Regions from separate parts of the Homo sapiens genome. Here all the other regions are linked to region 2. A link is a loop called in an ENCODE intact Hi-C map of the cell type or tissue named here. Cell type or tissue: heart right ventricle. All regions are shown on one strand. Region 1 overlaps GAB2 (GRB2 associated binding protein 2). Region 2 overlaps GAB2 (GRB2 associated binding protein 2). Region 3 overlaps GAB2 (GRB2 associated binding protein 2).

Region 1 (8,000 bases), 92 kb after region 2:
TAAAGTTGGTTAGCTTCAAAATACAGTGATGTATTTTGGATATTTCTGTGGAAAGGTTACAAGGGTCAAATGCATCATTAATGTGAACTTAATATACCCACTTGATGGATTGATTCCTGTGGGAAAACTAATGGGTTCCCAAAGTTCCTCGGGGGAGGGCTGAAGTGCTCCTCCGAGTATAAATTTGTTCTTTCTGACTGCATGTAAGCTCATAAAGCATAGGCCACCCTTTGGGGCTGGCCTGCAGCTCAGTAGTGCCTCTCGTACCTGCTCCAGACCCTAAGTAAATCACAAGAGTGCTTCATTTCAAATATGAATGAATCCTTGATGGGACCAACTAACCAACCCAAGCCCCACACGAAGGAACAGGAGAAGGGTCTGCCGCAGCTAAGGGGTACGATAGGTATAAACAAAGCTTGTAACCTGACCTCTTGCAAATCAACAGCACAGTGCATGGCTAAAGATAGACTTGCTATCCCCAAACAGAAATACACACAACCCAGAAAACCTCACTAAGTGATAACAATTTCTTGTACCCTAAATAACTGTTTACATTTGGATCTCATTTGGTCATTCTTCTAACCCAGGGAGGAAAGATTCCAACAGAACTTGCTGCTCTAGTGTGTTTATTGAAGATCGCCTTGTTCTGGTTCTGGTTCTGGTTTTTGTTTTGGTTTTGTTGAGACAGGGTCTCACTCTGTCGCCCAGGCCGGAGTGCAGTGGTGTGGTCACAGCTTACTGCAACCTCGACCTCCTGGGCTCAAGTGATCCTCCCACCTCAGCTCCCCAGCCCCCCAGTCTGGGACTGCAGGCATCTGCCACAATGCCCAGCTAATTTATATGTATGCGTGAGATATATATATATCTCAGACATACATATACACACACACATATATATATACATACATACATATATAGAGACAGACAGACAGCGTCTTCCAGTGTTGCCCAGGCTGGTCTTGAACACCTGAGCTCAAGTGATCCTCCTGCCTTTGCCTCCCAAAGGGCTGGGACCTCCTTGTTCTAATTGGAATGTTTTCTAGGCATAGAACATTGTGCTAAACACGATTAGAGAAAAAGATATGGTCTGGATCCTGGATTCTAACAGCTTATAGTTTCACTTCACATGACAGATTTATGAATTCCCAATTAGAATAAATGGCAAAATTATGTACTACAAAAGATTTAGAAGGCATAGACTGGGCGCGGTGACTCATGCCTGTAATCCCAGCACTTTGGGAGGCCAAGGCGGGCAGATCACCTGAGGTCAGAAGTTTGAGACCAGCCTGGCCAACATGGTGAAACCCTGACACTACTAAAAATACAAAAATTAGCTAGGTGTGGCAGTGGGTGCCTGTAATCCCAGCTACTCGGGAGGCTGAGGCAGGAGAATCACTTGAACCCAGAAGGCGGAGGTTTCAGTGAGCCAAGATCGCACCATTGCACTCCAGCCTGGGAGACAAGAGCAAGACTCCATTCAAAAAAAAAAAAAAGATTTAGAAGGCATGATTAATTCTAACTAGGGAGACAAGGCATTTCCATCTCTGAAATGAGATGCCTCGAGCCAAAGAAGGTTGTAAAAGGACGTGTGACCAGGAACTGTGCTGTGTCACTAAGCTACAGTCACTCGCTCTCTTTCCTCTTTGCCTTTCACAGAATCAATTTCTGCTAATGTATACTGTGAGATCGTATGCATCAAGGTCAGGATGTTCTGACTTGGCTCTCCCTAGCGGAGATGGTGTTCTTTCTCAGAGTCTTCCCTTGGAAGGGGGATGGGGAATCATAGGTCCAGAAAGATCTCATGGGATCTCATGTTACTGCCTGTCTGTCTTTTCTTTTTTCTTCCTCCGCTTTATAGTTCTTATAAACATTAGGAAACTTATATTTCTGAACTCGAGAATCTATTTATACTAGTGTTTAGTACTTTGATCCACAAATGTTTACTTACCATGCAAATAATGAGTGATACTATAAACTCAAAACAAATAACAGATCTGGTCCAGTTAGTGTCCTGACCAGATCTCATAGCTTGATTGCTCCTGCCCCCAGGCCCACATTACAGAGAGTACATCTTCATTCATAGCGATACATCTTTTAGTGCAGGGTAAGGGCTCTTGGAGTAAGTTCTGAATTCTTATTCCAGGGTTCATTTCTGACCTTCTGTGTGGCCTTGGACAAGTCTTATTTCTCTGGGCCACAGTTTCTCAAACTGTAGATGAGAGATTTGAGAGGTAGGAGGAGGGTGGTGGTGATAAATTAGAGACTGGACTCTGGGGACCCTTCCAATTGCTATATTATGTGAGTTACTGTGTAAAGTTGAGCCATTTTATGTTTGGCCTTGAATTTATGAATTTCCTCTGGCATAAATTATGATATATGCCAAAGGCCTTTGAGACTTAATCCTTCTTAAATAATTTCAGGCTTATGATGAAAAGTGACCTGGAGCTTTGGATCCAGTCTTGCCCTCAGCACCTGTCAGCATGCTTTTGTTTTTAGGATTCTTCATATGTTCCTTGTTTTTCAGTGAGCTTTCTACAGGGACCACACACTCCTTAGAATCCTATCAAATACTGTTGTCAAAATTCTTTCGTCATCCTCTCTGCACTAGAACTTTTAGAATTTTACCACCATTCCACTTCTAGTAATAAAAAATGGGACAAGTGTCAGGCCAACAGCCATTTATTGAGTATTTAATAATTACTGTTTACCTATATTTCATATCAAATCCTCAAAAGAACCCTGTTGAGTAGGTGTTCTCTTTGGCATTTGACAGTGTGGGAAATGAGGGATAAAGATATTAAAAGTTTTGCTCAAGGCCCTGTAATAAGATAGTTCCAGACCAAATACCACATGTTCTCACTTATAAGTGGGAGCTAAATGATGAGAACACATGGACACAAATCAGGGAACAACAGGCACAGGGGCCTACCAGAGGGTAGAGGGTAGGAGGAGGGAGAGGAGCAAAAAAAATAACTATTGGGTACTAGATTTAGTACCTGGGTGATGAAATAATCTGTACATCAAACCCCCATGACACAAGTTTACCTACATAACAAACATGCACGTGTACCCCTGAACCTAAAAGTTTAAAAAGAAAAAATGCCAATGAAAACATTATAAACTTATGAAAATCAAAAAGGGTACCCTATATATGGAATTATAACTGATTCATATATTGTATGTGCTATTTAAAGTTTATATATTCAGGCCAGGCATGGTGGTGCATGCCTATAGTTCCAGCACTTTGGGAGGCCAAAGTGGGAGAATCACCTGAGCCCAGGAGGTCGAGGCTGCAATGAGCCATAATTGTGCCACTGCACTACAACCTGGACAACAGTGCGCGATCTTGTCTCAAAAAAAAAACAGAAAATTAAAAAATTTAAAAAAAATTATAATTCAACTCTAAGAAGCTTCTTAAGAAAACTTTTAAATACATGTTTCTCATTGAGGGGAAAAAAATTAAATAAAATAGTTTCAGAACCTGTGTCTGGGAAGTCCACATCAGGGTTATTTTTGTTATACCTTGTTCCTTTGGAGCCATAGATTATGTGAAGGGCCAGAGAGAACGTGGATGCTTATCAATTTGCAATTTTGATGATCCAAAGGAAGGTTTTTGGAAATATTTGCTCTTTCATTTGTCACTCAAAGCCTGCTTTGCCTTTTCTTCAGTAGACCCTAACCCTTCTGTCTCTGCCCCAGAATTAAGAACCAGAGGTTGTTAAAACCAAACCAGTGGATCCTAATCTGAATCTCTGTAAATATGACTAATGAGGTCTGAGGTGGGACCAGCCCTCTGCATTTACATTTCCCAGAGATAACTTTGATGTGTACCCCCGATCTAATCCAACCTCTTCTTTTTGTAAATAGAGACAGTGAGGCTTGGGAAGATGAAATGGTATGCCCAGATTCACTCAGCCAGTAGGCGGTAGAGCTAGGCCTGGACCCCCATCCTCATATTTTAACTTTCCTTCCCTAGTACCATTCACCTCATAGGGCTCTTGTGGGAGTTCTTCCTCTGCACAGGTGAAAAGAATTGGCTTTGGAGACTGTGAGATCTGATTCAGATCTAGGCTATGCCACTTTCTGGCTGTGTGACCCCAGAGTTTGCTATTGATGTCTCTGAGCCTATTTTTCTTCATCCAAAAAAAAAAAATGGAGGTAATAATATGTACCTCACAGGGTAGACTAGAGGCACATAATAGGTGCTTAGTAAATGGCAGCTGTGCTTACCACAGTCACTGTTGTCCTTTTGGTTCTCATTAATTCCCCGTATACCATCTGTACGGCATATAATTGTGACCAAAACAGTGACAGTTACCTTCCAAGCATCCGTCATGTCTTGGAAAGCAGCTCGTACCTCTTTGGCCAATCTCAAGGTCTCAACCAGCTCCATGTGTACTCCAGGAATAGGAGCAATAAGAGTGGCTAAATGCATGATATAAAATGATCTCTATTCCTCACAGCAGTCCTACAAAGTACTTAGCCCTATTGAACAAGTGAGAATTAAAAAGGCTTATTAACATATCCAAGGCTACAGAGCTAGGAGTTAGCAGAGTCAGACTTTGAATCCAGCTCCAATACAGCTTTTGGTCTACCACTTTATGGGTTCTGAGACCCACTGAGGCTTGAGGGTGGGGATAAATTTTTGGGGGAGAAGGGATAAAGATGAAAAGGGCACTGAGATAAGGGAACTAGTCATTATTTGGCCAGTCATCTTTTCCAGAAACTCCCGCCAACCACCCCTTTCCTGCTCATGTTATCACTAGCCAGTCGATGGCTGGGTTGGCCTGGGCTGGGCTCCTCGGCTGAAATCCTTCAGAGCTTTCCTGTTCTAGAGTTTTGCAAGAAGGTGGGAGGAGTGTTTGTATGCTGGGCAGGCTTCCCAGGGGTGATTGTGGAAAGGAAGGGGAGTGATTCTGTAGGGCCCTAAAAAGAAGCCAGGAAGAAGAAAAAAAAAAACTGTTTAAAAGAAAATAGATTGACTCAGGCATTTGTGGGCATTATCTTTAGTCTAGACTTGGAGATAGAAGCTCAGGCCAGGAGTCTAGAAACCTCCATTTTCTTCTTGTGTTTTGGGTCATTAGGAAGGTCAGTTACACAGCAAGAAGTACCAAAAACACCCCAGCCACACATTGTTTAATATCTTCCTTTATTTTCACCATTCTTTTCTTCTCCCAAGGGGTACCCAGGCAATAAAAACAAATCCTATTAATGCCTTATGCATGTGCATGGATTTGCTTCCAAACCCTTATCTCATTCACCTCCTAAAACAACCCAGTGAGACAGACAGGTAGGCTAGAGATTATCCTCCAATACTTGATAGTTATGAATTAAAGCTCAGCGACCACACATGATCTCACAGCAAGTTTATGGCAGAGCTGGAACTGGATTCCTGGTCTCTTGACTTCTGTCCCGTGCATGAGGTTCACTCACTGGGAGTAAAATTTCAACCCACTTAGATCTATTCTCACTCCCCCATGCCTGCCACCAGGTAACCACTAATCTTTTTCACATCCCTGCAGATTTGCCTCTTCTAGATATTTCACATAAATGAAATCATTTCTAGAATCACTCCCCTTCCTTTCCACAATCACCCCTGGGAAGCCTGTCCAGCATACAAACACTCCTCCCACCTTCTTAACAAAACTCTAGATCTGTGGTCTTTTATGATTGGCTTCTTTCACTTAGCGTAATATTTTGAAGGTTCATCAAGATAACCTATATCAGTATTTTTTATTTCTATGGCTAAATAATATTCCATTGTGTGGATATATCACATTTTGTTTATCCATTCGTCAGGACATTTTGGTTGTTTCCATTTTTTGGCTCTCATGAATAATGCTGATATGGACATTCATCTATAAGTTTTTGGTGTTTGTGTTTTAATTCAATCCTTTCAGCAACCCTCTATGATAAACTGCAGGGCAAGTTATCCTAGATATTAATAGTCCCTTTTTACAGATGAAGCAACTGAGGCTAAGTGATTTGCTCCAGGTCAAATAGCAAGCAGATCTGCCTTTAGGCAGATCTAGGGACAGAGCCAAGTCTCTCCACTATTAGCCTAATACATTTTTTTCTGTTACATGTAGCACACCATGTCGCTTTTGTTCTATGAAATGTTTGGAAGTATATTTGAAAACTTTAATTATAGGGAGTGACCCTGAGGGGTGATGAAGCCATGAATCACAGCAGTGCCAGGTCTACTAATCAGCCCTGTCCAGAATGGCCATGTAGAATGTACTCCACTTACCAATGGCAAGCCATCTGAAGGGAGCAGCTTTCAGTGAGCAAAACAAAACAGCACCAAACCCAAGTTGGCTGAAGCTCTTGCCTCCAACTGATGTGGAAAGTGAGGTAGCACCTCCCCGGAACCTCATCTATTGGGGCACAGGCAGCTCATCAGAATTGGGGGTTGGAACCACGGAGGAAGAAGTAGCAGGGGTACTCGGCCATCAGGGTCCAAAATGAGAAAAATCTTATTCCAGAAAAGTTGTCTCTGAATTTAGCTTTGTAATTATTTTTCCTGAGATAAGCAAGAAAACCTTGTTTGATGTTTTAGGTTTTATGGTATATATTGGTTTCCTAGGACCTCCATGACAAATTACCACAAAGTGAGTAGATTAAAACAACAAAAATTTACTCTCTCACAGTTCTAGAGGCTAGATATCCAAAATTAAGGCATTGGTGGTATTGGTTCCTTCTGGGTGCTCTAAGGAGAGTCTGTTTCTACCTTTCCGTTAGTTCCTGGTGGCTGCCAGCAGTCCTTGGCATTCCGTGGCTAGTAGATACATCATTTCGATCTCTACCTTGACCCATACATCACATGGTATTCTGCCTTTGTGTTTCTCTGTCTCTGTGTCTCTTTTATAAGGATACCAGTTCATTGGATGAGGGCCCACCCTAATCCAGTATGACTTCCTCTTAACTATGTACAGAGACGCTATTTTCAAGTAAGGTCACATTCTGAAATACCAGGTAGACATGAGTTTTGGAAGGACACTAGTAAACCTAGTATAGACACTAAGAAATAATCACATAAATTCAGGCAGAGATCTTTTTAAAGTTGCAAGCAGAAGTGGGATTTTGGCAAGTTTTAGTGCCAAAACAGCTTTGAAAGAATTTTTCTGGAGCTACATACTTTTTTTTTTCTTTTTTCTTTTTTCTTTTTTTAGAGACAAGGTGTCACTCTGTCATCTTGGCTGATTGCAGTGGCGCGATCATAGCCCACTGCAGCCTCAATCTCTTGGGTTGGAGCAGTCTTCCCACCTCAGCCTCCTAAGTAGCTAGGCCTACAGGCACACACCACCACGCCCAGTTAATTTTTTAATTTTTGATAGAGACGACTCTCACTAGGTTTCCCAGGCTGGTCTCAAACTCCTGACCTCAAGCAACCCTCCTGTCTTGGCCTCCCAAAGCGTTGGGATTACAAGCATGAGCTATTGCACCCAGCTAAGCTATAGATCATTAGATGGAGCTGGCTAGTTTCATTGACATGACTTTGTGCTGGTAGAGTAGAAATCCAAGTTTCTGTTGGATGAAGGCCCAATTCATCCTAATCCCTACTTCATCTTCTTAACAGACCTTAAAACCTCTCTGATTTTGACCACAAGAAACACACATATTTGGATTTTTGCGCCAGGGAAAATTCTTTTATTTTTTCAGTATGATCAGTCAACAAATGTGTATTGAATACATACCATGGCTGGGGCTGTTCTAGGCACTAGGGGTACATAAGTGATAGAAGGTGTTCCATGTACCTATGACATTCAAGATTTTCTAGACCTTATGTGTATTTCATTCTTTTCATCCTTATAGCTGCCCTATGTTGATTTGTAAATAAGGAGACTGAGACTCTGAGAGGTGAAGTGACTTCCCCAAGTATGCAGCTAAATAGACTGAGTCACAGATATGACTCCACAGGCTGAGCTCAAGGAAGGGGCTGCAGAGGTGAGGATGGGTCACTCCTCTTTTATTCATACTCACAGCCAAAGCATTCAACA
Region 2 (8,000 bases):
GGTAATCATGGTCTCTGGAACACAGTAGACACTTCCAAAAGTGTTCCTTTATTAGAGGGTAGCCATCATTCTTTCAATAATAAGCACCTGCTGGGCCCAAGGTACAGGTTATAGGAAGACAGCAAGTTTTCCTTATTTCAGTAGTTCTCAAAGTGCCATCCCTGGACCAACAGCACCAACATCACGTAAGATCCCCTGAGAAATGCAAATTCTCAGGCCCCCAAGCCAGAGCTACTGAATCACAAATTCTAGGCTGGGAGCCTTCAGTCTGTGTTTTACCAAGCTTTCCGGTGATTCTGATGCATACTGAAGTTTGAGAACCACTTCTTTATTTTGTAGTTCAGTACCAGGAGTTATCTGATAATATAAAATACCTTATGTTTATCTAGAGCTGCACTGTCCAATACAGTAGTCATTAGCCATAGGCAGTTATTTAAATTTTAATAAAACCAAGTTATCTAGAGCTGCACTGTCCAATACAGTAGTCATTAGCCATAGGCAGTTATTTAAATTTTAATAAATTAAAACCAAGTAAAATTAAAAATTCAGTTTCTGAGTTGTACTAGCCACAAGTGCTCAGTAGACATATGTTGCTAGTGGAAACCATACTGGACAGCACAGATGTAAACATTTCTATTATCACAGGAAGTTCTATTGAATAATGCTGGGCTCAAAGCAGTGGTCCTCAGATTTTATCATGAATCGTATCATTAGTCTGTAAAATATACATTGTTGGGCCCCATCCCCAGTTTCTCCCAGTGTTTCTTTTTATTTGAGACAAAGTCTCACTCTTTTACCCAGGCTGGAGTGCAATGGCACAATCTTGGCTCACTGCAACCTCCGCTTTCTGGGTTCAAGTGATTCTCCTGCCTCAGCCTCCCGAGTAGCTGGGATTACAGGTACACACCACCATGCCCAGCTAATTTTTGTGTTTTTAGTACAGACGAGGTTTCACCATGTTGGCCAGGCTGGTCTGCAACTCCTGATCTCAAGTGATCCGCCCACCTCAGCCTCCCAAAGTGCTGGGATTACAGGTGCATGCCACCACTCCTGGCTCCCATTCCCAGAGATTGTGATTCAGTAGATCTGGGGTAGGGCTGGAGAAGATACACGTGTAACAAGCTCCTAGATGATGCTCATGCTGCTGGTATGGGGACCACTTTTTGAGGACTACTGGTCTTGCATAAGGATTCTTGATCTGAAGTCTGTGAACCTTAAAAAATTATAGGCAAAATACTCTATGTACCCATATAATAGAGGTTGCAGGATATAGGACTCACAGTTTTAATCTGATTATCAAGTGGGTCAGCAGGTCAGGAGAACTTTTAGCTGCAGTTAACAGAGAATCTGACTAATAGTGACTTAAATCACAAGGACTTTGATATTCATTTAGCAAAGTAAGAGGCTGGAAGTTTCAGCATTCTTTCAGTGGCTCAAGCATGTCACCAGGAAAATCAGGCACTTTCCCTCAGAAAACCCCTTATGTTTTTTTTGGCTAGCAATAGGTCACATGCCCACCTCTAGATCATTCCCATCAATGAGGAATGGGATTTGTATAATTGCTTTTGATTCAGCCCCTGGGGCAAAGGGAGGGGATTTACCTTCCCTGATAACATCAGATCTCCACCAGTCCTCTGAACAAAATATGAATTCTGTAACAAGGGTGAAGGGAGAAATGGCTATTTGGTCTCTCAGTGAGTGACCCAAAAAGTGTTAGGAGTGTCTGGTCTGCATCCTTTCAGCTTATCACATGCTTTCAACTTGCTAGGCAAGCAGGGCACAGACACGCCGAGCTGTGAAGCCCTGCTGAGCTCTGTCCTCTAGTGCCTTATGACGGGTTCTGTGAAGTCATCCTGCATGTAACGGGGATGACGTGGTATGAGATTTAAGAGCCTGATCCAGGCTTCTGGGAGTCGGCATCAAGTCAGCCTTAAAGCTAGTCCCCGTCTGACTTTGGCCCCCAGTTGTTTTGTGTGGTTGTGTGTTTTTGTTTGTTTGTTTGAGACGGAGTCTCAGTCCTGTTGCCCAGGCTGGAGTGCAATGGCGCCATCTCGGCTTACTGCAGCCTCCGCCTCCCGGATTCAAGTGATTCTCCTGCCTCAGCCTCCCAAGTATCTGGGATTAAAGGTGCCCACCACCACACTTGGCTAATTTTTTGTATTTTTAGTAGAGGCGGGGTTTCACCGTGCTGCCCAGCTGGTCTTGAACTCCTGACCTCAAGTGATCCTTCCACTTCGGCCTCCCAAAGTGCTGGTATTACAGGTGTGAGCCACTGCGCTCGACCTGGCCCCCCAATTCTTTTTAGAATTGGCTCTTGCTTGGTTCCTTTTGGTCAAGTCCCTGTCAAAGTACAAGTTTTTGTACTTTGATTCTTTAAAGACTCCCATTATTCTTTTCTCTCACCAGTCTCCTTGGAATTAGAGTCCTGGTCCTGGATTTGGGGACCAAACACTTGGAATTCTGCTGCCAGACTTCCAGTTCCCTATCTACTTACCTAGCTCCCTGCTTGTCTTCTCCCAGCAGTATGCTTTAGATGCTTGGCTTTCAGTAGGGAGATAGTGTCTAAAAATGTACAATGTGAGACTATTTCACGTAGAAATGGTAAATGAAGCACTGGGAGTTAATGAGATTATTGAAGGAGAAGATGTGAGAACGAAAGCTCATACCACCCCTCTACTGAATCAAATGAAGGGCATGGTCATTTGTGTGTTCATCTGTACTCTCCACAAGTACCATGAATCCCAGGCTGAGAATCAACAAAGACCTTATAAACAAAGACCCAGGGCCACCTGGGAATCCAGAGAGGTGCCTGATGAAAGGGATGACAGTAGCTCAGCTGGCAGAGCTCTCTGCCTGCATCCCCTGCCCCCTAGAGCAGTTCTGCTTTTACTTCTATGTTATGCTTCTATACGAAATCTTGTATGTAGAAATAAATAATTCCACTTATTAAAAAAAAAAAAGGCCACTGGGTAAATGATGCCGAAGGCCCCTTCTAATACTGAGAATGGGCTCAAGGGCTAGAATACAGGTACTAGGCTATGACATGTGAAACAGAAGTGTAGTCCTGTCGTATTTTAGGAGAAGGAACTCTGGCTCCCTTGTTCTCTGCATGGTTTTGAGCTGACAGTTGCCTCGGTCAACAGCTGGATACAGTACCCAATTGTTTGCAGCAAAAGTCCTGCGAGTCTGTTTCCTCTAAAAAGCTTCTTCCACGACTTCCTTCCCCCATCCTCCCAGGACAGAAGTGGACACAAGGGGGAATGTTTCAGTTCCCCTGTCGGGTTGTGTGTCTTCCTCTCAAACCACTGTTCAAAATGTCTAGGGAATTTTTATTTTCCAAAGTTGCTTACCGGAAACAACTTGGCAGAGCATAGTTTGGGGAGGAGGCTTTAGTTCAATGAGCACAAAAGCACATGTTCCTGTGGTGAATTCTTAACGTGTGTGAAGGGGAAGCAAAGGAGCTTTAGTAAAATTGCAGTTCAGGCTAAGTCAGGAATGGAAATGAGGAACAACCAGAAAACATCACAGTTTGTTTTAGAGCATTTAGTTCCTAACTCTCAATGACACACACTCAGGCTTATGGCTGAATTTCAGATTATCCTTGTATATACTTTTTAGAAGTTTTTATTTGGTATCATAATTTATAGTGTAACAATGAAAAGTCGCCTGGCTTTATAACAGATTTCAGAAAGTGAAACTTGGTTTCTGAGGAATAAACAGGCAGCAGAGCAATCCTCAAAGAGGAAGTGCATGAGAAACTGAGGGTTTAGGGAGATTATATTTGGTTAGAAACGCTGGGCCTTTGTTAAAAGTTGAAAAACCTGATCACTCCAGTCTTTGGAGGTTCTGAGGGAGAGCATGTCTTGCCAGAGTCTCACGGATGATTAGAGTTAATCCCGGCACCCAGGCCTCTTTACTTTTCCTCTGCAGTGTGGGTTCCCCTCCTGAGCTACCCGCTAGAGCCTAGTTTCCCAGGGTTTCTCTCTCTGGTCTGTTTTTGCAGCTCAAGCCATGTTCTCCTTGATCTGTTGGCCAGGCTTCAGGGGAGATGGACTACAGCTGGTCTGAAATAGGAAGACGGTAAATTTACTTAAACTTTCAGCATGACCCATTTGCCTAACTTTTTTTTCAATGTGATGAATGAAAATATAGACAACAGAATGTTTCACAAGACAGCCAACTCAAAGAGAATAAGAATGAGGACGTGTGCAATTTGCTTTTACCTTTAAAAAGAAGCATATTACAGAACCTCTTGATTGTCTTTCTTTTTTTTTTCTTTTTTTCTTTTTTTTACCTCTGTCATCTGTGATCCATTCGCCTGTTCAGCCAAGATATTTTGGCATTTTTACTCTGGGAAACCAGTGGGTGGGTGAACATGGAGGAGCCAAAAGTTAACAAAATACCAGCAAATGCTGGAGCCAAGTGAGAGGATTCTCCTCTGCTCCAGAAGCAGAGGTGTACCCCACCTCCCACTCTCCCAAGCTGCTTTGAAAAAGGCTGCTAAAACTCACCGACTTAAAAAAAATTTTTTAAAAGAAAAAAAACTCCCTGACTTGAGAGGATTTCTCAGTCCTGATGAAGGAAATCTCTAGCAGCTCTTCTTGTCCCTAGGCTATCAGGGCTTTTCCTTTCTGAGGATGCCCTAAGCACTGTAGGGAATAATAGCATTCGAAGGTAAGTTTATCTGGTCTGATGCCAGCATACATTGTTGAATCCAAATCTACCATTTACCATCGGGGTGACTTTCAATGAGTTCTTTAAACTTTCTGAGCCTGTTGTCTCATCTGTAATAGAGATAATAGTGCCTACCTCATCAAAAGTGTTAGAATTAAGTAAGATGATTTGTAACTTAGTACCAGACACCTCATTAATAATCAAATGTTTTTTGCAATACCACTCATTTTCTCACCAACTTCTATACAGCTTCCTGTTTTCCCAGTGATCGTGAGATATGGGAGGTAGTAGCTTGCTAACTTGTTTCCAGTGGCAGCAGGAGTGGCAAAGGAAATTACTTTTTTCCTTATCAACTTCAAAGGATAATTTACACACAGTGAACTATATCTGTGTACATTTAATGAGTCTCATAGGTGTCTGTCCGTACTCATGAAACAAGTACTACATTGAAGATGTAGAACATTGGCATCATCCCCAAAAGATTCCTCTTGCCCCTTTGCAGTCTTTCCCTTCCTTTGCCCTTAGCCCCAGGCAAGCACTCCTCTGTTCTTTGTCACTCTAAATTAGTTTGCATTTTATAGGAGTACAGTATGTACACTTTTTGTGCAGCTTATTTCACTCAGCATAGTGATTTCTGGATGTGTCCATGTTGTTGCATGTATCCATGTTATTGCTGAGTAGTATTCCATTGTGTGGATATACCACCTATTGATGGACATTGGGTTCTTTCTTGTTTCTGGCTCTTTTAAATAAAGCTGATATGAACATTCACTTGGAAATCTTTCTGTGGAGCATACATTTTCATTTCTCCCAGGTATACCCAGCAGTTGAATGGCTCAGTCATATGGTAGATACGTGTTAAACTTTTTGAGAAACTTCCAAACTGTATTGTTTTACTTTCCTATCAACAGTGTATGTGATTTCCAGTTGCTTTACAATCTCAGAAGCACTTAGTGTGATCAGCCTTTTTAATTTTAGTCATTCTAATGGGTTTATAGGTCATGGTATTCATTGTGGTTTTCATTTGTTTCCCTGATGTCTAGTGATGTTGAGCACCATGTGCCAACTGGCATTTTGTATACTATCTTCTTTTGTCTAGTATCTGTTCAAATCTTTTGCCCATTTAAAAAATTGTGTCATTTATCTTCTTACTGAGTTGTACAAGTTCCTTTTATGATCTGGATACCAGTTCTTTGTAAGATAGAAATATATTAAACATTTCCTTCAATCTGTGAAAACATGTGAATACAACTGATCCTTGAACAAAATGGGCTTGAACTGCATGGGTCCATTTATACTTGGATTCTTTTCAGTAAAAGTGACACTGAGTGTGCTTGCCTCTCCTGCCTCCCCTTCCTCCCCTTCTACCTCTTCTGCTTCTGTCACTGCTGAGACAGCAAGTCTAACCTCTTCTTTTCCTCTTTCTCCTCAGCCTACTCAATGTCAAGATGAAGATAAAGACCTTTATGATGATCCACTTCCACTTAATCAATACTAAATACATTTTAATCTTCCTTATGATTTTTTTCTCTATCTTTACTGTAAAAATGCAATATATAATATATAACATACTAAGTATGTGTTATTCCACTGTTTATAGTAGTTAAGTTTCAGGGGAGTCAAAAGTTGTACATGGATTTTTGACTGCATGGGAGGGAGCCATCCCCTAACCCCCATGTTGTTCAAGGTTCAACTGTATGTTCTCCCAGTTTGTGTCATGCCCTTTCCTTCTCTTAATTGTATCATTTGAGGAACAAAAGCTTTGAATTTTGATGAAGCTTAGTTTTCAGTTTTTCTTTTATGATTTATGCTTTTTGTTTACTTAAAGGTCACAAAGATTTTTCTCCTATGTTTTCTTGTAGGAGATGTTTTAGCTTTTACATTTAGGTCTATAATCCAGTTCAAGTTAATGTTTGTATATGGTGTGAAGCAAGGGTTAACATGGGGATTATCTTTTAGGTAAGTGTCTATTATGTATCAGGAACTTTATTTCTCAAGAAATAAATGTTCTAAGATAATTATCCTTATTTTAATGATGAAGAAAAGAAGTCTCAGAAGTATTAACTTGTTCAAATCGTACAACCAAGGCTCAAGTCCATGATTGCCCAACTCCAAAGCCCATGTTCTTTCTACCTTATTATGTTGGCATTGTTTTCAATGTCAGTTTGGACCCATATAAAAACGCCCAGCTGTACCCTATGAGGAGGATATAAAAATGTGAGATGGTAGTTGACACTCGGAGGACATTCATATCTCCAAACCCAACCTTATGAAGTTGGCCACAGCAAGCATGTTGGAAACTAGAACCAGGGGTTTCATATCAAGCCATTTGCTTAGGTCTGTATCTCAAAAGCTTTAAATACAACTTTTTTTGGTGCCCTCTTGATAAGGAGTCTTATACTGAGCTCTTCTTCTCTTTTATAGCTGGTCCATCAGAAAGATTAAATTAAACGTTTGGCCACATGGACAGTTAATCCTTAGATCACCCAGTTGGATGGTTCATTCCTGCTATGTTTGGTTTGATTTTTTATTTTTGGAAAACAAATAGTGAGTCAGTCTGCTTTCCCTCCCTTTCTCTGCCTCACCACTCCTTCTGGATTCTCTTAGATGCTCTGGTCATACTAGGTAAACAGTATTTTTCTTAAAATTTTCCTTGAGCCATGACAGAATCATGAGAGAGCTCCCCTGGCTCTGATACTTAATGCCCCCCTCTAAAAAGAAAGGTCTATTTGAGGCTATTCACTTTTGTCATCTTGAAAGAGTCTCTGAGTCTTACCTAGCAGGAATATTTTGTTTCTTTTCCTAAAAAAAAAAAAAATTATATATATATATATATATATATATATATATATATATATATATATATGGAGGGGATGTAAACAGAACAGCCCATACCTCTCTGTTCTTGCTTCTCATTAATGTAGATTTGGTAAATTCTCCTTTCTCTTCTCTTCTCTTCTCTTCTCAGGCAGCATGATGTAGGTGGGAAGAATATGGAGCTTTAAAGTGAGAAGTACCTACATTTGAATCCCAGCTCCAGTATTTACATAGCTAGCAAATCACCCAGTCTCTATGAAGTTCGATTTCCTATTCTGTAAAATGGGAATAACAAGTACTTTATGGGTTTGTTACTCAGTTTCTGGCACATGTGTGTGCTTATATTATTTCCTCCTGTTCTTTTATTAGATCTCTTTCTGAAGAGTAAGGATGTGAGATGATACTCATAAAAAGTCTGAATAAGGGGGTGTTGGAAGCTTATAAAGGGTATGTTTTGAATATGGAGCCCTATTTAAGGTGCCTTAACAGATTTATTCCTTTCACTTTGG
Region 3 (8,000 bases), 80 kb after region 2:
CCATTTTCATACTGCTGATAAAAACATACCTGAGACTGGGCAATTTACAAAAACAAAACAAAAAAAAAAACAGGTTTAATAGACCTACAGTTCCACATGACTGAGGAGGCCTCATAATCATGGCAGAAAGCAAGGAGGAGCAAGTCATGTCTTATATCAGTGGCAGCAGGCCGAGAGAGAGCTCTTACAGGGGAACTCCTCTTTTTAAAACCGTCAGGTATCATGAGAACAACCTGGGAAAGACCTGCCCCATGATTCACTTACCTCCCAGCAGGTCCTTCCAACAACATGTGGGAATCCAAGATGAGATTTGGGTGGGGACACAGCCAAACCATGTCATTCTGCCCCTGCCCCCTTTCAAATCTCATGTCATCACATTTTAAAACCAATCATGCCTTCCAAACAGTCCCCCAAAGTCTTAACTCATTACAGCATCAACTCAAAAGTCCACAGTCCAAAGTCTCATCCAAGGCAAGGCCTTCCGCCTATGAGCCTGTAAAATCAAAAGCAAGTTAGTTATTTCCTAGATACAATGGGGATACAAGCATTGGGTAAATACAGCCATTCTAAATGGGAGAAATTGGCCAAAACAAAGGGGCTACAGGCCCCATGCAAGTCCAAAATCCAGTGGGGCAGTCAAATCTTAAAGCTCCAAAATGATCTCCTTTGACTCCCTGTTTCACATTCAGGTCACACTGATGCAAGAGGTAGGCTCCCATGGCCTTGGGCACTCCACCTCTATAGCTTTGCAGGGTATAGCCTCTCTTCTGGCTGATTTCATGGGCTAGCATTGAATGTCTGCACCTTTTCCAGGCACACAGTGCAAGCTGTCAGTGGATCTACCATTCTGGGGTCTGGAGGATGGTGGCCCTTCTCTCACAGCTCCACTAGGCGGTGCCCCAGAAGGGACTCTGTGTGGGGGCTCTGACCCCACATTTCCCTTCTGCACTGCCCTAGCAGAGGTTTTCCATGAGGGCCCCACACCTGCAACAAACTTCTGCCTGGGCATCCATACTTCCATACATCCTCTGCAATCTAGGCGGAGGTTTGTAAACCTCAATTCCTGACTTCTGTGCACCTGCAAGCTCAACACATGGAAGCTGCCAAGGCTTGGGGCTTCCACCCTCTGAAGCAACAGCCCAAGCTGTACCTTGGCCCCTTTTAGTCACGGATGGAGTGACTGGGACACAGGGCACCAAGTCCCCAGGCTGCATACAGCAGAGGGACCCTGGGCCCGGCCCACAAAACCATTTTTTCCTCCTAGGCCTCTGGGCTTGTAATGGGAAGCGCTGCTGTGAAGACCTCTGACATGGCCTGGAGACATTTTCCCCATTGTCTTGGGGATTAACATTCGTCTCCTCCTTACTTATGCAAATTTCTGCAGCCAGCTTGAATTTCTCCTCAGAAAATGGGATTTTCTTTTCTATTGCATTGTCAGGTGCAGATTTTCCAAACTTTTTTGTTCTGCTTCCCTTATAAAACTGAATGCCTTTAACAGCACCCAAGTCACCTCTTAAATGCTTTGCTTCTTAGAAATTTCTTCCCCCAGATGCCCTGAATCATCTCTCTCAAGTTCAAAGTTCCACAAATCTCTAGGGCAGGGGTAAAATGCTTCCAGCCTCTTTGCTAAAATATAACAAGAGTCACCTTTGCTCCAGTTTCCAACAAGTTCCTCATCTCCATCTGAGACCACCTCAGCCTGGACTTTATTGTCCATGTCGCTATTATCACTTTTGTCAAAGCCATTCACAAGTCTCTAGGAAGTTCCAAACTTTCCCACATTTTCCTGTCTTCTTCTGAGCCCCGCAAACTGTTCCAACCCCTGCCTGTTACCCAGTTCCTGTCACTTCCATATTTTCAGTTATCTTTTCAGCAGCACCCCACTCTACTGCTACCAATTTTCTGTATTAGTCCATTTTCACACTGCTGATAAAGACATACCCAAGACTGGGCAATTTACAAAAAATAAAAGAGAGAGAGACATAATGGAGTTACAGTTCCATGTGGCTGGGGAGGCCTCACAATGATGGCAGAAGGAAAGGAGGAGCAAATCATGTCTTACGTGGATGGCAGCAGGCCAAGAGAGAGAGCTTGTGCAGGGGAACTCCTCTTTTTAAAACCATCAGATCTCAAGAGACTTATTCACTATCACAAGAAAAGCACAGGAAAGACCTGCCTCCATGATTCAATTACCTCCCACTGGATCCCTCCCACAACACGTGGGAATTCAAGATGAGATTTGGGTGGGGACACAGCCAAACCATATCACCCAGGCTTGTCTTAAACTCCTGGGCTCAAGTGATCCACCCGCCTTGGCCTCCCAAAGTGCTGGGATTACAAGTATGAACCACTGTGCCTGACTACCTTTTTTTTAAAGAGTTGTGATAGGACTCATATAAAAACTTACATGTTTACTTTCAGCTAGAAGAGGTTTGTGGCAGATGGAGACTGTCTGTTTTTTCATCCTTCTTGCCACCTCCAGATTCTTATTTCTACTGCCACCTTCCAGTCTTCACATATTCCAACCAAAAATGTCTAGGATAAAACCTGCAGGTTCAAGACCAGACCAGGAGTGAAAGTGAGTTTGAAATCAACATAAGGTTGAAGGAAACAATCTCTTGAGAGAGAACTCGTTCCAAAAGGAAACCAGGAATGATGTTCTAGAAGGAAAAGCAGTTTCAGGAACACATATCAAGATGCTATATCATATATGTGGGATTTATTTTTGCTTATTTTGTGTGTACAAATGAAAGAACCTCACCTGCCTCTTGGAATCAAAATAGCTGTCAGTCCTCAGAATAAGGAAGCAGAGAGCTGCTCTGAGCTGTGTTTATAGGCAGGCGGATCCAAGTCCTCACATTTGTGGCTCAGTTGTGGGCAGCTATCCCTGACCAGATGTACTACACACAAAAAGAGCCATCTCTCAGTAGAGAGCTTTGATGAATTATTCATGTGCTCAGGAGTCAACCCCTGTTAGGAAAGCCATCACCCCTTTTGAATTCTCAAAGCTGAGGACTTCTCTTTTCCTTTTATCCCATCCCTCCTCCATTTATTCAGTAGCTATTCTAGGGCCTGCACAGCCACTATCACAGGGACTCCGAAAGGCAGCTAGCTGCACTTGAGTCTCAACATTGCTACTCATTTGCCTTATTGATGTTGAATAAATCACTTTCCCTCTTGGAGGTTTTATCATCTGTAAAATGGAGATGATGCTCCTCACAGCGTTGTTGGGAGGTTGCACAGGTAAAGCTTGGAGAATGTACAGGTACACATTGTGAACAGCAGCTGCTCACTTCACTTTTTCCTTGTAGTGGTCGTAGCAATAGTAGTGATGATTTCTATGTCTGTAGGACAAGATGAACAGAATATAATTTAAATATTTGGTGTTTTTACAGAACTTTATAGTCTATACAACACTTACGCAGTCTCATTTAAGCATGAGGAAACAAAGTGAGATAGGTAGGGGCTGATAATATCATTCCTATCGCAAAAGCAAGGAAACTAAGGCTTAAAGGCACTAAGTGATGATGCCAGAAAGCAGAGTGGAAGGGCCCAGAATCCAAGGCTTTTGACTACCGTCTATGGCTGTGTCCTCTGACTCCTCACTTTTCCCAACCCATTGTCACAGAGCTGTTTACCATGGCTGCTTCTAAGTCACAAAACGGACAGCAAGAAGGAAGAGGAGGAGCAAGAGGTTTATAAATCACTGAGAACTGACTATTCTTTTTTTTTTTTTTTTAAGACGGAGTCTCGCTCTGTTGCCCAGGCTGGAGTGCAGTGGCGCGATCTCAGCTCACTGCAACCTCCACCCTCCACCTCCCGGGTTCAGGCGATTCTCCTGCCTCGGCCTCCTGAGTAGCTGGGATTACAGGCGCACACTACCATGCCCGGCTAATTTTTGTATTTTTAGTAGAAACGGGGTTTCACCATGTTGGCCAGGATGATATTGATCTCCTGATCTCGTGATCCACCCGCCTTGGCCTTCCAAAGTGCTCAGTGCTATCTGTACATCGATATTAACCTCTGATGGCTAAACTAGCAAGATAACATGATCCTTCTTAGAGGAACCTACAAGCTACTGTGAGTTACAGCTCAGGCAATTTAGCTCACCAGAGCCCCATTTTGTAACTCTTGGAGATTTTGAAATAAGGCCAAAGCCTCCACTGTATCTTCTCTACTATTTTAGTTTTTTACCTTCTCGAACTCCTTGGCAGGAATTTCACAGTAGTCACATGTCTAATCTTATGGAATAAAGAATTCCCAAAGTTCTGACCAACTCTTCTTTATATCTTCCCCACCTTTTCTCTACTAAAATTTTAGTGAGACTGTCCCCTTTAAATATTTTGTAAATACTTAAACTTCTAGTAATCCTTAAGTTTCCCGAGTAAGTCAACACTCAAATTATTTTAAGTCCTGGGTCCCACCTGGGGTCAAACGATACCCATAGGAATGCTTTTGGGGAAGTCTTCAGCATCCAGTGAGGAATGTTAGTGGGGTCTTCAAATAGCTCTTTCTAGAGAGAATGACTGGTGCCTTAAAAGTCAGGACCTCTTATTCAAGCTGGATTTCTTACAGCAGGGAGAACTGTGGTAGAGCCAAGTAGTCCATTCAGATTCATTCTGATGACCTTGGTCCTTCCCCCACCATGAAAAGAGAGACAGAGAGCCAGGGAGAAGCCTTGCTCAGAGACCTTACTCTTTCTGTCTTCTCATCCCTGGGAGGGCCTTTTCCTCCCTCATTCCCTCCCTGACCTTTTGGGTTTTGTTTTATTAACTGAAATCAGACCAACTCCTCTGGGGAACCCTTGTTGGAAGCCAAAAGCAAATGTGGGCGGTAATATGCATCTTCTCCCCAGGCTGAGACTCCTCTCTCAAGGAAGAAAGAACAGAGTGGAGACTGACCCAGGCTCCAGCCCAGAGGCGGAGGCTGCTGTCTGAATCACCCACCCTTTTTTTCCACTGAGACAATGAGGAAAATAAATATCCAGACCAGTTTCCAGCCAGATCTGAAATTCTAATTCCTTTAAAAAAAAAAGAAAGAAAAAAAGGTTATTTTAAATAACCCTGAAATATCAGGCCTTCCTCCTCCATCTCTTGCTTGTCATTTTTCATTTACAGCTGGTTCTAGTCATCCACAGAACAGGCCGTGAGTTCAGACATGAGCTCCATAAAATCCTCGCAAATGTTTCTGTGTTGTCCTAGAACAAACTCCAACCTTGACCAACTTCAGGGAATTCCAAATCCTCTGAAGGAGGAAAAGGAGACAGGGAGAAACCTGACCCTATTCTCTTCGTTCTAAGTCTTCATCCTTATTTCTGCCTTTTTTTTTTTTTTTTTTAAATACCAGACACTCCCCCTCACCACCCCAGCCAGCCAGCATAGATAGTCTAGTGTTACCTGCCAAAACCCAAAGACTGTTAGACTTGGGAGCATCTCGTCCCAACTCCACAGCGCCAGAAGCTTTGAATGGCTCCCAAACATCTCATAAGATCCCCCCTACTTTTTTGGTTGAGTGCTTCTGCTTATCCCTATTAAAAGAGGATAATAAATGATTGTTGAATTGGTCCCTGACTGGATTCCAAAGCCCAGTCTAACTCTAATATTGGGCTAGAGGTAGAATTAGAACTTTGTATTTAGTGGTAAGGTCACCTTGGACCTCTGAAGATCTTGATTACGATTAAACATCCGGTTATGTGTAGCGCTACGTAGGATTCAGAACTCTACAAAATCAGTAGATACAGTCTTCTCTCTCTAGGATCTGTGCTGGGAAACAGAGTTCTGGTTTTAAATTTCAGCTTTGTTACGATTTATCTCAGTTTCTTCAACAGTAAACTAGGAGTGATTTCCAAACCTTTTTTAAAGCATTGCTTTTTAACCAAATCTCACATGAAACAGAATAATTTATGAAACAATTGAGAGGGAGCCACTTTGAGTATAGCAGAGGAGAGGGTCAAGTGATACAAGCTGCACTCAACTGCCCACCCTTCCTTCTCCCCACTGGTTGCTTGGGAAGGCTGGCACACAATGTGAGGATACTGGTCCGCAGCAGATGTTTCAAAACAGGGACCTGCAGGGCTGCGCTACAGAAATTTTTATCAGTCCATAAAAATATGAAAACATGAGGAAGATACAATCCATGTTCATAAAACTAAATGTAATCAGATTTTAAGACTTCCCTTTATTCAGAGACTCTTTTTTTTTTTTTTTTTTTTTTTTGAGACGGAGTCTCGCTCTATCACCCAGGCTGGAGTGCAGTGGTGCGATGTTGGCTCACTGCAAACTCTGCCTCCCAGGTTCATGCCATTCTTCTGCCTCAGCCTCCCGAGTAGCTGGGACTACAGGTGCCTGCCACTGCACCCGGCTAATTTTTTGTATTTTTAGTAGCGACGGGGTTTCACCATGTTAGCCAGGATGGTCTCGATCTCCTGACCTCGTCATCTACCCGCCTCGACCTCCCAAAGTGCTGGGATTACAGGTGTGAGCCACCGCACCTGGCCTATTCAGAGATTCTCTTTGTGCATGTATGTTAGTGTTCTCGTGTGTGTGAAGTGACAGTCTTAGTAAATGGTAGTTTTCCATATTTGACATTATTAAAAATTGGCCGCCCCATGTGTCCATTTCTAAAAGTGCACAAGTGTATAAACAAAGAGGCAGTGTTTTCACCTGTCCATGAAATGGAAGAGTCTGGGAAATAGTGATCTAGAGGTGATACGTGTGTCAGGACTAACTGGTTGCCAGCTTCTGCTTCTGTACTCATGGCCAGGGGCCTCTGAACTCTACCATTAAGTCCAGGCCCCCTGCATCCCAGCATAAAGCCAGTGCTGTAGGATCTTTTGTTCCTAGCCCTGCTCTTGTGTGCTAGCTATGGTTAGCCCTGGGATCTTGGCTAATTTTCCAGTGTCTCAGTCTTTGCCCTGATAACCTGCCTGTAGTGTCAGATCCCACCCAGGAGTGGACCCTGTCCTGCTTTTATGTAGCCACTTCTCATAGACCAGAGTCTTACCACACCTCAGACCAGTGGCTGGAGCCCGCCTGCCCACTGGAAGGCTTCTGGGTTGCATGTGGTCTCTCTGCCTGCATTACTGAAAAAAATCTGCTTCTCTTTTCCCAGAACATGCTTCTTCCTCCTCTTGGATTCTACTGCCCACATTTCTAGTGATGCCTCAGTTTCTGTTTCTGTGTTCACGTATTCAGTGCCCTTACCACTCAGAACCTGCTTTTGCCAGTGGACAGGGGTTAGAGAAGAGCATAAGACATGGACCTGCTTTCAGTGGACTCCTGAGCCTTGTTATGTTCTCCAGTTTTTGTTCTCTCTGCCAAACCAGCCTTGGAACTCCTCTTAGTGATTCTCTCTGCCTCCTCTATGTCTGCTTCTAAGAGGTTCTGGGCTTCTCAGTTTTCAGCAAGATTTACCTGCTTTTAACTGAACCGTGCCTGGCTCCGTGCCAAGATATAACTACCAGATAAAAAATTGGGGGTTAACCTCAAGTGTGAAAATATTTAATTTTTTAATTCTGAATTTGGTTTCAACATCAAGCCCCCATCTGGCCAGTGATAGAAATGTAAGTTTTAATCAACTCCGGGTATTCCTGGTCAATATGGGATTTTCTCAGTAAATTCAAGTTTGTCTTCTTTTGTGCCTGGGCTGCTATTTTAAGTGCCCCAAGGCCTAGAGAGCTGGAGACAGTTTATTGAGGCTGGAAGGCTGGAGCACAGTTTGGGATTGGGATTGGGGGAGGAGATGCATGGGAGACAAGGGTAAGGACGCGTCTTATTCCTCTTTAGATCACCGTATTAGTAGCCACAGAGTAGCTGCCCAGTAAATATCCACATGATTTTTTTTTTTTTTTTTTTTTTTTGAGATGGAGTCTCGCTCTGTCACCCAGGCTGGAGTGCAGTGGTGTAATCTTGGCTCACTGCAGCCTCCACCACTCAGGTTCAAGTGATCCTCTCACCTCAGCCTCTCAAGTAGCTGGGATTACAAGCATGCGCCACCACACC

The links. Peaks named below come from ENCODE experiments on the same cell type or tissue, not always from the same donor. Only the 100,000 strongest peaks of a DNase experiment are listed, where the experiment ranks them.
Region 1: a loop joins it to region 2, with 1.8 times the contacts of the local background. A loop is called at or near these places in 6 of 110 quality-filtered maps.
Region 3: it touches region 2 in a loop (1.8-fold over the local background); 7 of 110 quality-filtered maps call a loop at or near these places.

Annotation. Positions count from the first base shown.
Region 1 is chr11:78,253,969-78,261,968 of GRCh38, reverse strand. The region is part of intron 2 of GAB2 (GRB2 associated binding protein 2); the gene reads left to right. Among named protein-coding and RNA genes, the nearest start is that of USP35, 69 kb to the right of the region's middle. In heart right ventricle, no CTCF peak of the experiment used is centred here; a DNase peak (open chromatin) is centred at 4,808; H3K27ac peaks cover 4,148 bases.
Region 2 is chr11:78,346,215-78,354,214 of GRCh38, reverse strand. The region is part of intron 1 of GAB2 (GRB2 associated binding protein 2); the gene reads left to right. Among named protein-coding and RNA genes, the nearest start is that of GAB2, 68 kb to the left of the region's middle. In heart right ventricle, a CTCF peak has its summit at 3,228; DNase peaks (open chromatin) are centred at 3,204 and 3,974; H3K4me3 peaks cover 1,883 bases; H3K27ac peaks cover 6,740 bases.
Region 3 is chr11:78,266,073-78,274,072 of GRCh38, reverse strand. The region is part of intron 2 of GAB2 (GRB2 associated binding protein 2); the gene reads left to right. Among named protein-coding and RNA genes, the nearest start is that of USP35, 81 kb to the right of the region's middle. In heart right ventricle, no CTCF peak of the experiment used is centred here; a DNase peak (open chromatin) is centred at 4,842; H3K27ac peaks cover 5,569 bases.